Regions from separate parts of the Homo sapiens genome. Here region 1 is linked to region 2. Evidence: read pairs that join two places in POLR2A ChIA-PET (ENCODE). Cell type or tissue: PC-3. All regions are shown on one strand. Each heading gives the region's core, and the rest is flanking DNA. Links, peaks and the distances in the headings are about the cores only.

Region 1 (7,955 bases), core at 1,010-6,009, 110 kb after region 2:
TTTTAATATTAATGACATGTTGAAGTAAAAATATTCTGGATATATTGGGTTAAATATGAAACACTTTACACACTAATATTATATGTTTCTTTTTTTTGAAATGTGGCTAACTGGGACATTCAAAATTACAAATGTGGCTTGAATCTTTGAATATTTCTATTAGAGGGAGCTGGGATGAAGTTTACCCTCAAGCCTCTAAAAAGAGCGCTTGGGCCAGGCACGGTGCCTCAACGCCTGTAATCCCAGCACTTTGGGAGGCCGAGGCAGGCCAATCACTTAGTGAAACCCCAACTCTACTGAAAAAAAAAAAAAATTAGCTAGGTGTGGTGGTGTGCACCTGTAGTCCCAGCTACTTGAGTGGCTGTGGCATGAGAACCGCTGGAACCCAGGAGGCAGAGGTTGCAGTGAGCTGACATTGCACTACCGCACTCTAGCCTGGGCAACAGAGCAAGACCCTGGAAAAAAAAAAAAGAAAGAGAGAGAGAGAGAAAAGAAAAGAAAAGAAAGAAAGGAAAGAAAGGAAAGAAAGAGAGCTTGAACAAAGAGGAAATAACGGCTGTGTTTTGGGTGGACATTGAGCCATCATCCTAAGCACCAGTTCTCCCGGACTTCTGGGCTCTTGCTGAGCTCACTCCAGTTCCCAGTTCCCCGGGACCAACATGCACCACTATTTCTTGGGTTTTGCAGATGGAATTGCCACATGGATAGAGATTGGTGGGAACTCATACATGAACACAACCCCCATTTTGCTCAAAAATGGTGTGGATTTAGTTGGAGTTAGAGAGTCTCTCAACCATATGTGACTTCTGCCTTCTGCCCTTGCCTGTTCCTTGACAAGGAATGAGGCCTGCATTGCCACTGGCAGGAAGCAGCTATCCACCCAGCACAATGCTTGAGGGCCAAATCCTGCACCTGGTCCCAGAGGTGCCCAAAAGCAGGAGGTGAGAGGGCTGTGCTTGCTTGAGGGACCCCACAGAGCCAGGGAACAGCCTGCCAAAGCAACTCAGGCTACTGAAATCCAAGTGGCAGCAAATGGCCAATCATTGTCTGGGTCTGGCTCTGTCCCAGCCTCTACTTACCTGTATCTCCTCAGAGGTACAGCTTGGGGCAGCCTCCCTATCACCGTGGTTTCAAGGAGAGGTGTGGGTTTGTATAGGGGAGATGGGGCTCCTCCATAACTGAGTCAACTGAAGACTCCTCCAGGGTCACTCAAGTGGGGACATTGAAGACCAGGTAGCTGCCCACTTCGCCAGTGCAGAGACCTGAGTCCCAGGCAGCCCAGATCCCTGGAGATAGTCACATGTTCCATTTGCTCTGCTGTGTTAGCATTAAGATCCCACCCATTGGCTGTTCAGGTGGCCACGGCCCTGACTGCACACTGGAATTACTTGGGGAGCTTTCTTTTTCTAATACATCAGAAAAATACTGATACCTGGTCTTCCCCACAGAGATGCTGATGTAATTGCTCTGGGGTGTAACCTGACAATCCAGGTTTTAAAAACTCTGAATGAAGTTATCTTTCCCTGAGAGGATATGGTGCATTGAAATGAACTTTCTCAAAGTGCTTCAGAATTACAGCAGATGGGGGTGCAGGGTGCCTGTTGAAAATGCAGAGTTCTAAGCTGTTCATCAGACCTTTGGAATCAGAATATTTGGAAATGCACTTGTAACCTACAGCCCAAGTGGATATTCAGTAGGCTGCCATTTCAACATCACCCTGTGAAATCATTAACAACTCAGTATGGATTTGCTCCTTATTCCTTGTGCTTTTTAAGAAGTCCAAGAAAGAGAGTTAAGGTAAAATTGAAAGGAAGTAATCTCTAATGGTGAAATTTCAGGCTCTTAGATAGAGAATACTTTTCGGGGAAAGGGGGTCTTCTAGAAGCCCCTGAAATGAAGACAAGGAGTGACCACCAACTCCTTGAGCCAGAACTGGGGCAGTTCTTCACTTGGGGACTCTGCCCTTGTGCAGTGGGAAAGCAGCTTATATCAAGGCTTGGCCAGGCCTCCTTTGGTCCCAGGCTGGGGACTGCTGGGACTTCTGCCACAAGATGCTTGGATTGTGTTTCTTTGCATTGGTGCAGCGTCTCCTGGAGACTGCTTTTGTTCAGTCACTACTGAGGCGTGTATTCATTAAATCACTGTGCGCACTAAGGTAGCAGTGCAGAGACACCCTCTCTGTCAAAATTGAGCCAGCCCATCCTGCATGGTCTTAAGTTTTCCTGAGAAAAGTAGCCATAAGCGATGGGCTCCCACTACTCCCTGCTTTATTACTTGAGGTACAGAGAGCATATGACACATTCGAACCCCATGTGAGTTAGAGTTCAGTATGGGATCAGAGGCTGGTTTACTCTTTTCACCGGGAAGCGATCTTGAGAAGCCTGCGGATGCCACTTCCCATGACCTGAGGGGCTGTGTTTTATGGACTGCTTTTGATCTGAAATCTAGAGATCCCTGTTTTCATCCTTGTAAGCCTCCAGTAACTCAATCACAGTAGAGCAGTCCCCATCATCTCCAGCAATTTATTAATCATGTTCAATGCCAGACAAGGCCTTAAAAAAACAACACTTACTCATCAGCAGACCACTAGCAGCATGGAAATGCTACTGGCTTCTCTCGGAGAATCTCCTATACTCTGCGAACAGCATGAGTGTCTGTGTGTGTGTGTTTTAGTGTGTGTGTGCCTGTGTGTAGGCACAGAACTATGGAGGTTTTAGACATTGTCGTTCGCCTGCTGGTATATCAGGTTACTAAACAGAGAACTAGAAACTCTCCTAGAGTGGCTACAGGAGCACTGCAGATTCTCAACTGTGCTTCCCCATCTTCTCCTGGATGTTTGGCAGCCAGTGTGTCAGGATGTATTAGGCCTCTCTCCAAGGACCCAAGTGCAACTTAAATTGGATGACCATATTCTTTGGCATCTACTCAGGGCACTTGTGAGAGTGGAAAGGAGGTGCTCTTAATAATTATTCCAGGACATCAAGCAAACTGGGAAGTAGAGTCTCCTTAGGCATATTCACTTGGCAGGGTCTACTGTCAAGAAGCGTCTATTCTTGGCTTATTAAAATGCCATCAGAAATCAGTCAGCATTCTGATATAACAGGGAATTCCTTTTATGGTATTCTTGGCAGGTGATCTCCTGTGTCAACTTAAATGTCCCCAGGGACTGAAAGCTCAGTGCCACATGCAGCAGCCATTCTATTGTTGGATGATTGTCACATTAGATTGGGACTCATTAGAAGACTTTTCTGATATGAGATTGGAAAATATGCTAATAATATGTACAGTGATGCAGGCAACTTAAAATTTTCTTGGAGAGAAAGAGAGGGTTGCTATGGTTTGGGAAAATGAGTGGGGCCGATGCTTACCCTTTGTGAACCCATTTTTGGAGGGTGCAGCCATCACAGCGATCCAAGAAAAATCTTCCTGCCTTGGATGCTCTTTCACCAAATAACTCTGGAAAGCTGATGAGATGAAACAGAGTTTCACAAGGGAAAGTGGAGAAGAAGTTTCTGAGAGACAGGAGGATTTATACCCACCAATTCAGGAAGGAGCTTTGGAGTCATGGATTAAAAGAACAAAGGCAGGGAGTCCGACCTGGATTTGAGACTAAGCTCTGCCTCTTATACAGGGCATTTAAGCTCTCTGGGCCTCAGTTGCTCCACCTTTAGAATGGAGATGCCTCTTCCTTTTTGAAGACAGTGGGTCCTCCCTCAATTGAATTCAGTGGGACTTCATCGCTTGCTCCACACAGAGCTCCTCCCCAGTCTGTCACATTGAGTGCAAAACTCTGCCTAGGTCCATCCAGTCACTCAACAAGCATCCATGGGGGAAGCATTAAGGAGCTTTAGATGCACTGGGTTCTGTGAGAGCAATGTTAGTCTTCATCTTCTTCACTCCTTCTCATCCTCCTTCCATGGAACACCCCTAGACTCCACAGCCTGCAAAGCTCATTGCCCCTTCTCTGGAGAGTCCTCCTAATTCATGTGCAAATTTTACTCACTAGTGGGGTCATTTGTTGAGTGTCTGTCCCTACTTCAGACTGTAAGGTTCATGAGGGCAAGGGCTGTGGCTCTTTGGTCCTCTGCTGCATATTCAGGCTTAGCACAAAGCTTGGTATACAGCAGTCATTTAATAAATATACATTGATTGAATAAATGAATGAGTGAATGGTGGGGCCACAGCCATGATTGATACCCTTTCCATCCTCAAGGAGGAGATCACAGACAAGAGACTCAGAAGAAAACTCATGACTACAATAAAGAGTAAGAAGTGCTTTGTTTAAAGCATCCTTGGGGTCTTTCAAGAGGTCCCTTGGGTGAAGTAGCAGATTCAGGGTAATTAGGGAAGCCTAAGAGTTGATCTTTCTGTGCCTGAATGGATTGATTATTCAATAGAAGAAAAGAAAAGAAACAACAAGACTTAAACCTATTCAACTACCCTGTGTACTTGAAATGTCATTTAAAGTAAAATCTAGCATGGCAACTTCAAATAACAAACATAGGTAATGCTGGAGAGGGTGCGCCAAGCTGGCCAGCATTCTTACGAAGTTTGGCTGGCACAGAGCACACAAGAGAAGTCATATTATTGCCAAAAAGTTCTTGCAGTGGGTGGAACCTGGACAAAGGGAGCTGTTCTCTCCCCTCTAAGTCTTAGATATAGCTGGGAAAAACAGACAGAGTCATGACCCTGGGTTCCTTTGTTTTTGGAAGTCATGTGGACATTCTTCTTTTTTAGCACTGTTTCTTTCTAATGATAAAGGAAACAGTATATTGATGAACTCCTATTTTTCATTTGTGGTGCTTTCTGAATGCTTTCTTTGGAACCCAAAGTCTCCTCAGCCACACCTTTACAAGTTTTATGGTTCTGGGTGGAAGCATGTTTTCAGAAATCTAAGCCTACGAGGTATTTTTTTTTTTTTTGGCAGGTTTTCACTCTCATTGCCCAGGTTGGAGTGCAGTGGTGCTATCTCAGCTCACTGCAACCTCCGCCTCCCAGGCTCAAGGGATTCTCTTGCCTCAGCCTCCTGAATAGCAGGGATTACAGGTGCCCACCACTGCACCTGGCTAATTTTTGTATTTTTTATAGAAATGGGATTTCACCATGTTGCCCAGGCTGGTCTTGAACTCCTGAGCTCAAGTGAACTGCCCATCTCGGCCTCCCAAAGTGCTGGGATTATAGGCATGAGCCACAGCACCCAGCCTAAGCCTATGTATTTTTGTTTTGTTTTGTTTTGTTTTGTTTTTAGCAGCCATGGCATCATGGTTAAATTCATGAGGTACCTTTCAATGGAGATGATATTTCAACTTTAATTAAAAACCAAACACCTTGCTGGCATTGTCCAGCCCAATGAACTAGACTCTGAAAATGATTTTGAACAATAATTCAAGATAAAGAGCTCCAGCCGGTTTTCTCCCCTTTGGAAGCCTTCAAAGTATATTTTTATAGATATATTAAAGAGATTTTGTCCAAATGGCACATACCTAAACAGTTTAAAATGTTTTTATACCCATGTTCAAAGAAAAAGAATATCTTGAAAGAATAAACTTTTTATCTTTTATAAATAAGGTTAAAAGCAGTAATTCTCAAAATGTGGTCTCTGAACCAGCAGCATCAGCATCACCTGAAACTTATTAGAAATGCACATTCTGGCAGGGTGCAGTGGCTCACGCCTGTAATCCCAGCACTTTGGGAGACCAAGGCGGTTGGATCATTTGAGGTCAGGAGTTTGAGACCAGCTTGGCCAACATGGTGAAACCCCGTCTCTACTTAAAATACAAAACTTAGCTGGGCGTGGTGGTGCACACCTGTAATCCCAGGTACTTGGGAGGCTGAGACAGGAGAATCACTTGAACCTGGGAGGCAGAAGTTGCAGTGAGATGAGATTGTGCCACTGCACTCTAGCCTGGGCAATAGAGTGAAACCCTGTCTCAGGAAAAAAAAAAAAGAGTCTTTTGATGCTATGAACATCATCTGGCTTCTGGCATCCTGCTTTGCCCGAGAATGAAAATTCCAGTTCCAGTTCCAGAAAAAAAGGGCATTCTTCAGTTTTGTGTCCCCTGCCAGGTCAACTCTGAACCTGTAGTGGATACTCAGCAACTTTGTGCACTGAATGAATGAATGAATGACTTGTAGGCTGGTGTGGGAGGTTAAGAGAAATTTATTCTAGCACATAAAGATCTTCTGATGGAGTGGATGAGGGATGGAAATTGGTGATCAGGCTGGGGCTGTGCTGAAATATGCAGGCGGGTTATGACAGCAAGAGACCGTAAACCCTGAAAGGATGAAGGTTCTCCTCACATATAAATTTGACACATGGAAAAACCATGCAGTAAGCTTAAGGGAGCCCACCTCAATTCTGATTTCTTCCTGATAACTATGTCAAAGCTCTTAAAACTGTGCAATGAAAGATCTCCACGCATTTTCTGGCCCTTGTCTTGCCAATTCTTTCACTGTGTACCTGGTGTGCCTGGTCTGCTGAACTATGAAGCATACTCGAACATCATACACATGATCTTCCTTTTTAAAAATGACCTTGAGAAGATAACAAGTGACATTCTACAGACAGACTCCATTTCTTCTCTTTTGTTTGCAAAAGTGTGAGGCTGAAGGAGGAAGGAAAGCTTGGGTTACCTGACCACATTCTCATCCACCCACCCTCAAACAAATGCCCCACACATGTAGAGGATGTGGTTTTCTGACTGTTTATCTCCAGTGAGCCAGAGCTCTAGGTCCCCTGTGCTAGAGGGGGCACAGAGGCATTATTATCACCCAGTCCTCACTGGGTGAGAGGGAGAATGGTGAGACCATTGTAGGAAGCAAGGTGGAATCAGGGGCTGTGGGCCAGGCTTTCGAAACTTGCGCGAATACACATGCAGAGGTTTATGCTGCTGACTCTGCCTTCCAACTTTCCAGGCTGTAGGAGTGGGAATTTATTGAGCATGAGGGATGCTATCTTGTGAAACTTTCTACTTCATTCGGGAAGGGTAGTTTGTCTGTAAGAATTCAATTGTAAATACAAAAATACCATTTATTTCTGAGGTGAGGGCAGGAAGGAGAGATGTCAGAAGTAGACAGGTTAGGGCTTTCTCTTTGGAGACCTGGATTTCAACCCACTGAAAGTCTTAACAAAGAGGCATGCTAGTATCATTCTTAGCAAGCCCAGTCCATTGTTATGGTCAGATTCGATTCTGCAGAGGAGAAAATGGAGTGTGACATGTTTGGTGCCAGGAATGTGAGCATGCACCTGCACAGCCGATGTTGGTGTCATATCGTCAGCTGAATGGTCATTTAGCAATTTTGGCCAACTCCCTTGACACTATAGGGCTTAGATGGCATTGCTTTCTGGGATGCACTGATAAGCCTTTTACATAAGCCTTTTACAAAGTAAGACCTTGGTGCCAAAATCCTTGCTGTAGAAGATGAAAATTTTATGTTATTTCTAGGGGTGCTTTCAATGTTCCATTAAGCCACTGAGGAGCTACAACCAAGCTTGACCTTGAGGTTTAGTCTTAGGGACCAGATGCCCTCTGTGTGTTTCATTATCTTCCAGAGGAAATTGTTGAGTGTTTGTAAAGTGGTTATAGGATGAAGGGAACACTCTTTTAAAGTTCCTAATTATATCTTGGACTTTAGCTACAGTTACCGAAAGACAAAATAAGGTCTCTAAAAAAATCATAGCCAACTTTGGGCATTGGTTGTAGACTAGAGTGCAGTGCAAGGGAAAGGCGGGACACACATAACATCTCTGTGGCTACATGGGGATAGATTCTGGAAATGAAAGGAGAAATTCCAGCATCCTAGGGGGTAAGATCAATGCTCTAGAGAGGGAAGAGTCACTTGCATGTAATACAAGTTTCTTGGAGATACCCACTGCCATTGAATTGAGAGATGTCAGTATTCCTGTGGGAGGGTTATGATGTTTGAGTTTTTAAATATACATATGCTTCTGAATT
Region 2 (7,955 bases), core at 1,977-6,976:
TAAAATGAAGGAAGGAAACTGAAGTGGTTCAGTGGTTGAACCACTGGCTGAATGAAGACCTGAAATAAGGGAAATGCTTCTCAAAATTAGAGACCAGGCTGGGCTTCCTAAAGACGACTCATGCGGAGGGAGGCCCCTTGAGCTGGAGGGCTCAGTGGAAACCTAGAGACAGAAATGAGATGTAGCAGTCAAGCAGAAATTGAAGAATGTTCTTTATATTGATACCCACCATGTGAAGAGGGTGACAGTGAGTGTGATGCCTTTAGATGCACATGAAAGAACTTTCAGACGACAACATAAAATTTCCAAAATATTTTGTTTAACCTGTTCACACACTTTCATTCATTTTTCCCCCTCTGAGAGTAACTATTTGTAACCCCAACTAATAATGAACACTAGTGTTTATGAAGGATTTACTAAATGCCACCTACAATACCAGGTGATTTTTCTACATCACCTCATTAATCCTCATATCCCTACTATGAGAGTAGGTACCGCATTCATCCCCATTCAGTGGAGCCCATAGGGGAGGAAACTGACGTGGGAGGCTGGCTCAGTTCCCTTAGTGATGGCAGTCTGATGGAGGTGCTGACCCAAGTGGACACCAAATGTTTTGTATTGAAACATAATACAGTGCAGCATTATGGGGCAGGGATGGGGAGCTGCTGGCCCATGAGCTGGATATAGTCTTGATGTGATTTTATGTCATTAAGGAAACAATTACTAAGAGTAACACACCCTTTACTCCTGTAGTCATAAATCTGTAGTCTACTTTTAAAATCTACTGATAAGCTTCCAAAATTATGGGTTCCTTTAAGAAAGTTTCTCTTTAGTTCTAATTTTATTATTGTTGTTTGTTTGATTGTTTTCTTTTCTGCCTACATATGTCTGATTTTCTCTTCACAACTGCATCCTAGATGCCTTCCTTAGTCTCTTCTGCTTCTCTTCTGTTACTCTTGTTTTCTGCTTCTATATATTTATCTGCTGTTTTCCTTTCTGTACTTTTCCCTCTTCTGTCTGTACCCATTAGTATCCCTTAAATGCCTGTGAAAAGGAATTCAAGTGAGTTCTTATTGCTTATTGGGTAGAAGAGGGTTTTATGCTTTAATTTAAAAATGGTTGAGGATTTAATAGTATTTCTGTCTTTAAAAGATAATAACATTACATTGCTTTTTTACTTTATTTGTATTAGAAAAATATTCTGACTCTCCATTAGGCAGTTGTCCTTGATAGAGTGGGAAAAAGGCTCAGAATTCCGTCAAGCAGGTGTATCAAGAAGTTGCTATTTGGTCTGTTGTCTTTCCTGGTTATTCATTATTCAGTTTAACACAGAAATCATTAAACATACACTGTTTTCTATGGTGCCAAACATCAAATGAAACATGCTTAGGCCTGTGAACCAAGAACTTCTAGAAACCAGACAATTACCAAGGGCGTCAAAATGTCTCATCTTGTTGCTTGTAACTGAACAGTGAAAATGAGCGTACATGTAGGGGCCATGGAATGAGGATTTTAATTTGAATCAGAGGATGGGGTGAAGAGCAGTCATTTACAATATTACACAAGTCATCTTACAATGAATAATAATTCTATCTTGAAATTCCACCCTTCCTGCCATGTGATTATAAATTTGTTTATAATTGGGTAAGTCCCACCAGTCCTGTGAGATTGCACCATGCTTTATGTTTGCATACAGTGCTTTATGCTTGTCAAGGTGCTCTGCCTTCTGCTGTCTTATTTGGCATCTAAACATCCTAAATACCCTGAAAGTAATGAGACCTGGAGCTAAGAGCTCTCTTTACAATGAGGAAGCTGAGGATCAGAGAGCTTATGTCATTTGCCTTGACTACAGCAAGTTGCTAGTGGCTGTAGACCCAATGCAAACCCCACCCAAACCAGAGCCCCACCCAAACCAGGGCTTTTCTCTTGAATGCATATGGCAAGAGAGAGACATCCCACTGTCCATTGTGTTGAAGGTAGAAAATGCAGAATGTGGCAGAGTGAGCTAACCCGCTTGGTGGCCCTCACCCTGGCAAGAGACAGATTTTCCTTCCTCTCCCTGAAGGGTTAAGACAAAGAAAATATCTGAAACTTTTCCTAGCTGAGCCTTTGCTCCAGAACTCAGACACTTTTGCGACGGAAGTGGGGCATTGGGGAGGCAGAAAAAGCCAATACATAAAAAAGCAGCAACCTCACCACCTCACCTGGGTCCCCATGAAACCATTCCACCCAGATGAGTGAGTCAGTGGGTGTTCTTTTCATGGCCTGTCGGCTCGGTGGCACCTGAGGCTGCAGTGACCCCCAGTGCTGCTTCAGGTGAATGAGCACACAGAGCATTTTCAGAACTATGGCTTACTCTCTCAGTGTATAGCAGTTTAAGTGCTAGGGACTTCTCTGAACTCATTGAAAGAAATAAAGCCCCTCTGTCTTTGTATCCCTAGAATTGGAAGCTCATGTATTTGTGATGCTGGAAAGGGCAAATATTCATTGAAAGAAAATAGCTCACATTTACTGAGGTCTCACTATGAGCCAGGCACGGAGTGAAGCAACTGGTTGGCCTCACCTTGAACTCTCACACCCAGACTAGGAGCTAGGCACTGTGATAACTGCTGTTTTACACAGGAGGGAACTCGGGCTCAGAGTGGATGAATGACTTGCTGAGGGTTGCACAGCTATTAAGTGGTCTGCCTCCATAGCCTCTACTTCCCAGGATCTCCAGCAAGGGATATCTCCTGAGGCAGTGGCTTTCACACTCTTAGAGGCCTGGAGCTCTGTGTACACTAACTGAAACCTAGCTGCTTTGGTTAGAGGATTGGGGTCAGGAGGAGACTGTATCCTCATGGCCCAGCAAGAGTTCCGCAAAACCCTTGGGATTCTCAGTAGAGCAGATCAGGATGCTAATGCCAGCCTTCTCTGGAAGTCTGTCTCTTTGAAGTTGAGGTCATTTCCACCACACCCCAGAGGGACCCATCTAGTCGACGCCTGCCTGCCTGGCCACCACTTCCCTACTGGAAAATCATCATTTCCCATGTTCTAGTTGGGGAAGGACCCAGCAGCTCTTTCTCTTTGGCCCATCTCTCTTCCTTTTATGAGCCAGCTAAAAGGAATCCCCCAGAGGTCATCTTTGTCCTTGGCGTGGGAAAGAGAGAGGCCTTGTCAGCAGGTGGGGGAGGTAGGAAATGCTGTTCTCCTGTGGGCTGAAGGTCAGTGAAAGGTGAGCTGGGGCTCCTGAGGCCAGCAGGTTCTGGCACAGAAGCAGCCCGGGAGGAAGCTGCCCTGGAATGTGCTGTGGACAGACCTGCGTAGATCCCTTCTTTCCCACGTCCAGGCTGTCCCAGCATCTCTGACCAGGCCAAGGTCACCTAGGCGCAGGCTCTTCTCCTTACCTCACAGACAAAAAGAACTTAGCACTGTAATCTAAGTGTTCCCACTCCTCATTTGAAAAGGGAAGCATTTCATTTTTATGTATGTATGTATGTATGTATGTATGTATGTATGTATTTATTTATTTTGAGAGGGAATCTTGCTCTGTCACCCAGGCTGGAGTGCAGTGGCACGATCTCGGCTCACTACAACCTCTGCCTCTTGGGTTCAAGTGATTCTCCCACCTCAGCCTCCTGAGTAGCTGGGATTACAGGCATGCGCCACGACTCCTGGCTAATTTTTGTATTTTTAGTAGAGATGGGGTTTCACCATGTTGACCAAGCTGGTCTTGAATACCTGACCTCAGGTGATCCACCCACCTTGGCCTCCCAAAGTGCTGGGATTACAGGCATGAGCCACTGTGCCCGGCCTCATTTTTTTTTTTTAATGAATTAAAAAAAAAAAAACTTATGTGGCAGTTGATAAAATAATTATTTTGAAATTAGCCACTTATCTTCTAGAAAAAAAAATGTTTGTTGCTCTTCTGATATTGGTAGGAGTTTCTTCCTCTTCCAAGGTGACTTTTTGGATAACACCCTGAGGGGACTACCCTTCATCCTTTATCTCCATCGCAGCCATTCCAGGCCTTCTGTGACTCCTGGGATAAAATAAACATTAGTGGGCACTGTTCCATTACAGGGTTCCCTTTTGGTGTGTTCCATTGTTATCTCCCCCTCTCCCCCAGGACCTATTCTCCCGGGAAATGATAAACCTGGGGGCTTTAGTGGTGGAGAAGGTCTACAGAGCCCAACCTCAACTTAAAATTTCCCCAGCCTCTTTTGGAAGCCAACTAGGTACCTGATTTTCCTGAGTGGGACACGGCAGCCCCCTGGGTGGTCATAGCACCACAGTATACTGTTTTACTTACCTGTATCTCTTGGCCATGCCAGCAGCAAGAGCCTCTTGGACCTAGAATGACCAAGGACCGTGGCCTGTCTGAGTTTTAACTCTGGATTTAGAAGATTGGGGATCTTGTTTCAGACATTTACTCATCAACAAATACCAAGTTCATTGCAGGTAGGGTTCTTGGAAGGTAAGCTCTGACACGAAGTTGAGTGTGCTGGAGGCTCATACCCACGGGAGGAGGGGAAGGCAGCAGGACTGTGCAGAGGTTGAGTCGTGATGCAGGCTGGATGCAGCCACAGCCAGCCCCAAGAGCACCAAGATGGCCTGCCAGCATTGTGCTGGAATGAGTGCTGGGATGGGCTGACATGGGCCTTTATTCCATCACTCCCATCACTCAGAGGAGGTGGGCTGCCCCTGAAGGGCATGACCTCTGGCCAGGTAGCTCTCTGCAACTGAGCAAGCCCTGAAGAAGCTGCTGACAACCCTCTCACGAGCTGAGCAGCAAGTCCTTCTTGAAGGGGGTCTGTGCCTGTCACAGGATTTTCTCAATGGCTGAGGCACTGTGTTGAAACATGGCAGATCAAGTTGGAAAGGCTTGGTCTCTGTCCATGAAGTGCTTGCAGTGCTGTTGCCCTGACTGCAGTGCGGTGGATGCTATTATGGAGGACTCTTGTGGTGGCTGCTTGGTAGCCCCAGGCAGGCACCAGGTCATTAACAGCCGCGTGAATTCCCTTGTCACTCCTAGGAGATATATACCTGCACCTCTGTTTTGCTGAAGAAGAAAGTGAGGTTCTGAAGTGTTGAGTAGCTCCTAGGGGTAATACGGCCAGCTGGGAAAGATGCCAGGATTCAAACTTAGGTCGGACTCTGAAGGCAGTGTGCTTTCCTTTATTCATAATTGCCTTTGAGATTGAAGGCAGAGCCAACAGGAGCAGGACCATTGTGGGTGTTCAGCAGTGTCCCCTCTCCTACCCTTGCTCATACCCAGTTTTAGCTCTGTGCCTGGACTCTAGCTGTCCCCCGCCAATGGTGCCACAGCTCCATGCCTTTTCTGTGACCTTCACCACTTTCTCTGCCCTTGGGGCTTCCTCTTCCTCTTGACTTTTCTCAGCACTTAGGTGTTGGCCATAACTGTTTTTGGATGACTGCATTGGGTAAGTCCCACCAGTCCTGTGAGATTGCACCTTCCCAAAAGGCAAGGAAGTTGTATGGAAACTGGTTTAGGCCTTGTGTGAGATTCCTTTGCTAACAGTCCAGGAAGCTGTGTCTGGGGCAGCTTCCTTCCCCCAAATATAGATACTTCTCCAAGCTTCCTGTCTGGAATCAGGGTGTTGTGAAATGTGGGCACTCATTCAGTCCTAGGGGTCATGGGGAACCCTACCAGCTTTCCCATTAAACCCAGCTGGTAAAATGGACTCATGTCTGTTTGTTTTTGGGGTTTGTATTCCCTCCTACCTAAAGAAACTGCAAGAGAAGGGATAGAAAAGACCAAGGCATCAGCAAGTCTGTGCCCAGGAGTGCAATAATCCTTGTGTTTACTGGAAGGGGAGGCTGGCATTGAACCCATGTCAAGATAGGTTTGGAGAAAACCCAAAGATGCCAAGGCCTTGCCTTCCATCCCCTGTGATCTACTACTTAATCAAATAGCCAAGGATGTGTTAAGAGGGAGAAATGTGTAAATGTTTAGAGAGCAGTGAGTTGTGAGCTGTAAATGGCCCTGGCATGTTTATAAGAAATGAGCAGGCCAGAAATGAAACCCCAATAGTTTTTTTGTGTGGATAGAATTACCAAACTGATGGATGGAGGGAGTGTTCTGGTTGTTAAATATTTGGGCCTTGGGAGTCTTTTGATGTAGCACCTTGTGACAACTGCTTGCAAAGTGAGCTCAGACTAGCTTAAATTAGCTCAGGCCCACATGTTCGGGAAGGGAGGCTGGAGTAGATTCCCGCCATGGTTGTTTGCAGCTCTCCCTTCTAAGAGTTCAGGACTCTGGTAGTCAGAGCGCCCAGGCTTGGCCAGATCAGGGCACCTGGGGAAGGGTTTGTCTCTGCCTCTTACTACCACATGAAGTACTCAGAGTCTGGGTGATTGTGGACAGGGCTTCAGATCAAGGAAACTTAAGATTCTCAATCAGCCATTGACATATGCCAAGACCAATCAATCTTTTTCATCTCATCTCCCATTATCCACCCTTCCCACAGCCATAACCACCCACTGGTCACTGTGCATGTCTCCCTCCTTTGTCTTCTGGTGTCCCTGCCATGGTTCCTTCAGGCAAAGATGCTTCTTCAACCTATCCCTAAATAATTCTGCTTGAACCTTCAGGGTCAAGCTGAAAGTGGTACCTTTTTCACAGTCTTCCTGGGCCCACCAACTGGAAGCAATCACTGCCTCTACTAAAGTCCACATCAATTAAATAGTCAATTAGATAGATCCAGAGTGAAAATGGAAACCACCTTCTTTTTGCATCAGTGGGATGGATGACTGGAAACATGGATGACCAGACAGGTGAAAAGAAGAATGGAAGGAAACATGAGTGGAAGGACAAACATAGTGTCTCCTCGTTAAAAAAAATACTGTTTCAGCTTTCCTAACCTCACCTGTAATAGAGCTAGGAACAATAGCCCCATCTCATTATGTGAGAATTAAAATACTTAGCCCCAGGTATGAAGCACTGTCCCATTATTGTTGTTATTTTGGAAAATAACTCCGTAAGATGTTCAACCCTATGAGGAAATTATTCTTTTTAAGATTCAGGCTTAAAATCAAATATTCCTGGGGCTTGTAATTTCCCATGCAGACCTACGCCCTCATGTTACTGTTGAAGAAACTGAGTCCAGAAGAGGGGAGGGAGGGACTTGCTCACACTCCCAGAGTTGGTGGCACCTGGGTGGCAAAGTATAATTTTCAAAAAGTTAAAATTGTGACTCATACAAATCTAGAATGTGGACATGTCAAAAATGCATTTAGCTCATTAATGAGGAAACCAACAAGATGGCAGCATGAGTTTACATAGGCACTGGAGGAAGAGTGTTGGAATGAGATTGCTAAATTAGAAACAAAACTGGTTAATGTCCTACACGGGAGTCAATTAATAAACTTTGAGATTATCTTTTCTCCTGAACAGAAAACATTTGTATTTCTACTAGGCAAAATCCTACACATTAATGTGTAACTTCACATAATCTGGCTATTTAGTTGGTAGCAAATATCAAGTCAACAAAGGTACTTACTTTCCTCTAGGTAATTAAATATTTCTTGGGCAGGCTGTTAAACATTGCTCCACAGATGACCTTGAAAGGACATGACACATTTCCATTCCATTGCTTGACCCCTGCTAATAGAACCAAGTCTTCTCACCCAAGCTGCTCCTCTCTTCCTCTTCCATCTCTCTGCTGCATGCAGGGAGCCTGGTGCCTTGCTTCCATTTTCTCATTGGAAAAATGAGGGCCATAATACTTGCCTTCTCCACCAGACTAATTATGTCCAGTTATGACTTGGGGAACCAGGCAAGCGCATGGAAGAAGATCACACAATCCTGGATCCGGAAGACCTTGGCATCCAAGGGAAAAACAGGTGTGGGCAAACAATTGCACCAACATTTGGCAATGGCTGTGGCAGGCAAGAGCAAAGGACTGCGGCGCCTAGAGAGAGGAGTGACTTGGCTGAGTAAAGGAAGAGAAAAA

The links. Peaks named below come from ENCODE experiments on the same cell type or tissue, not always from the same donor. Only the 100,000 strongest peaks of a DNase experiment are listed, where the experiment ranks them.
Region 1: POLR2A ChIA-PET joins it to region 2 with 5 read pairs; 2 of 35 experiments call an interaction of 5 or more read pairs at or near these places.

Annotation. Positions count from the first base shown.
Region 1 is chr10:77,263,047-77,271,001 of GRCh38, reverse strand. All of the region lies in intron 2 of KCNMA1 (potassium calcium-activated channel subfamily M alpha 1), which reads left to right. Among named protein-coding and RNA genes, the nearest start is that of KCNMA1-AS3, 84 kb to the left of the region's middle. In PC-3, for the core only: no CTCF peak of the experiment used is centred there; no DNase peak of the experiment used is centred there.
Region 2 is chr10:77,372,495-77,380,449 of GRCh38, reverse strand. All of the region lies in intron 2 of KCNMA1 (potassium calcium-activated channel subfamily M alpha 1), which reads left to right. KCNMA1-AS3 (KCNMA1 antisense RNA 3) reads right to left here. Exons shown (of 6, transcript NR_126365.1): 4 at 7,503-7,603; 5 at 6,615-6,753; 6 at 3,837-4,021. Among named protein-coding and RNA genes, the nearest start is that of KCNMA1-AS3, 26 kb to the right of the region's middle. RefSeq lists an enhancer at 3,377-4,576. In PC-3, for the core only: a CTCF peak has its summit at 2,327; a DNase peak (open chromatin) is centred at 4,459.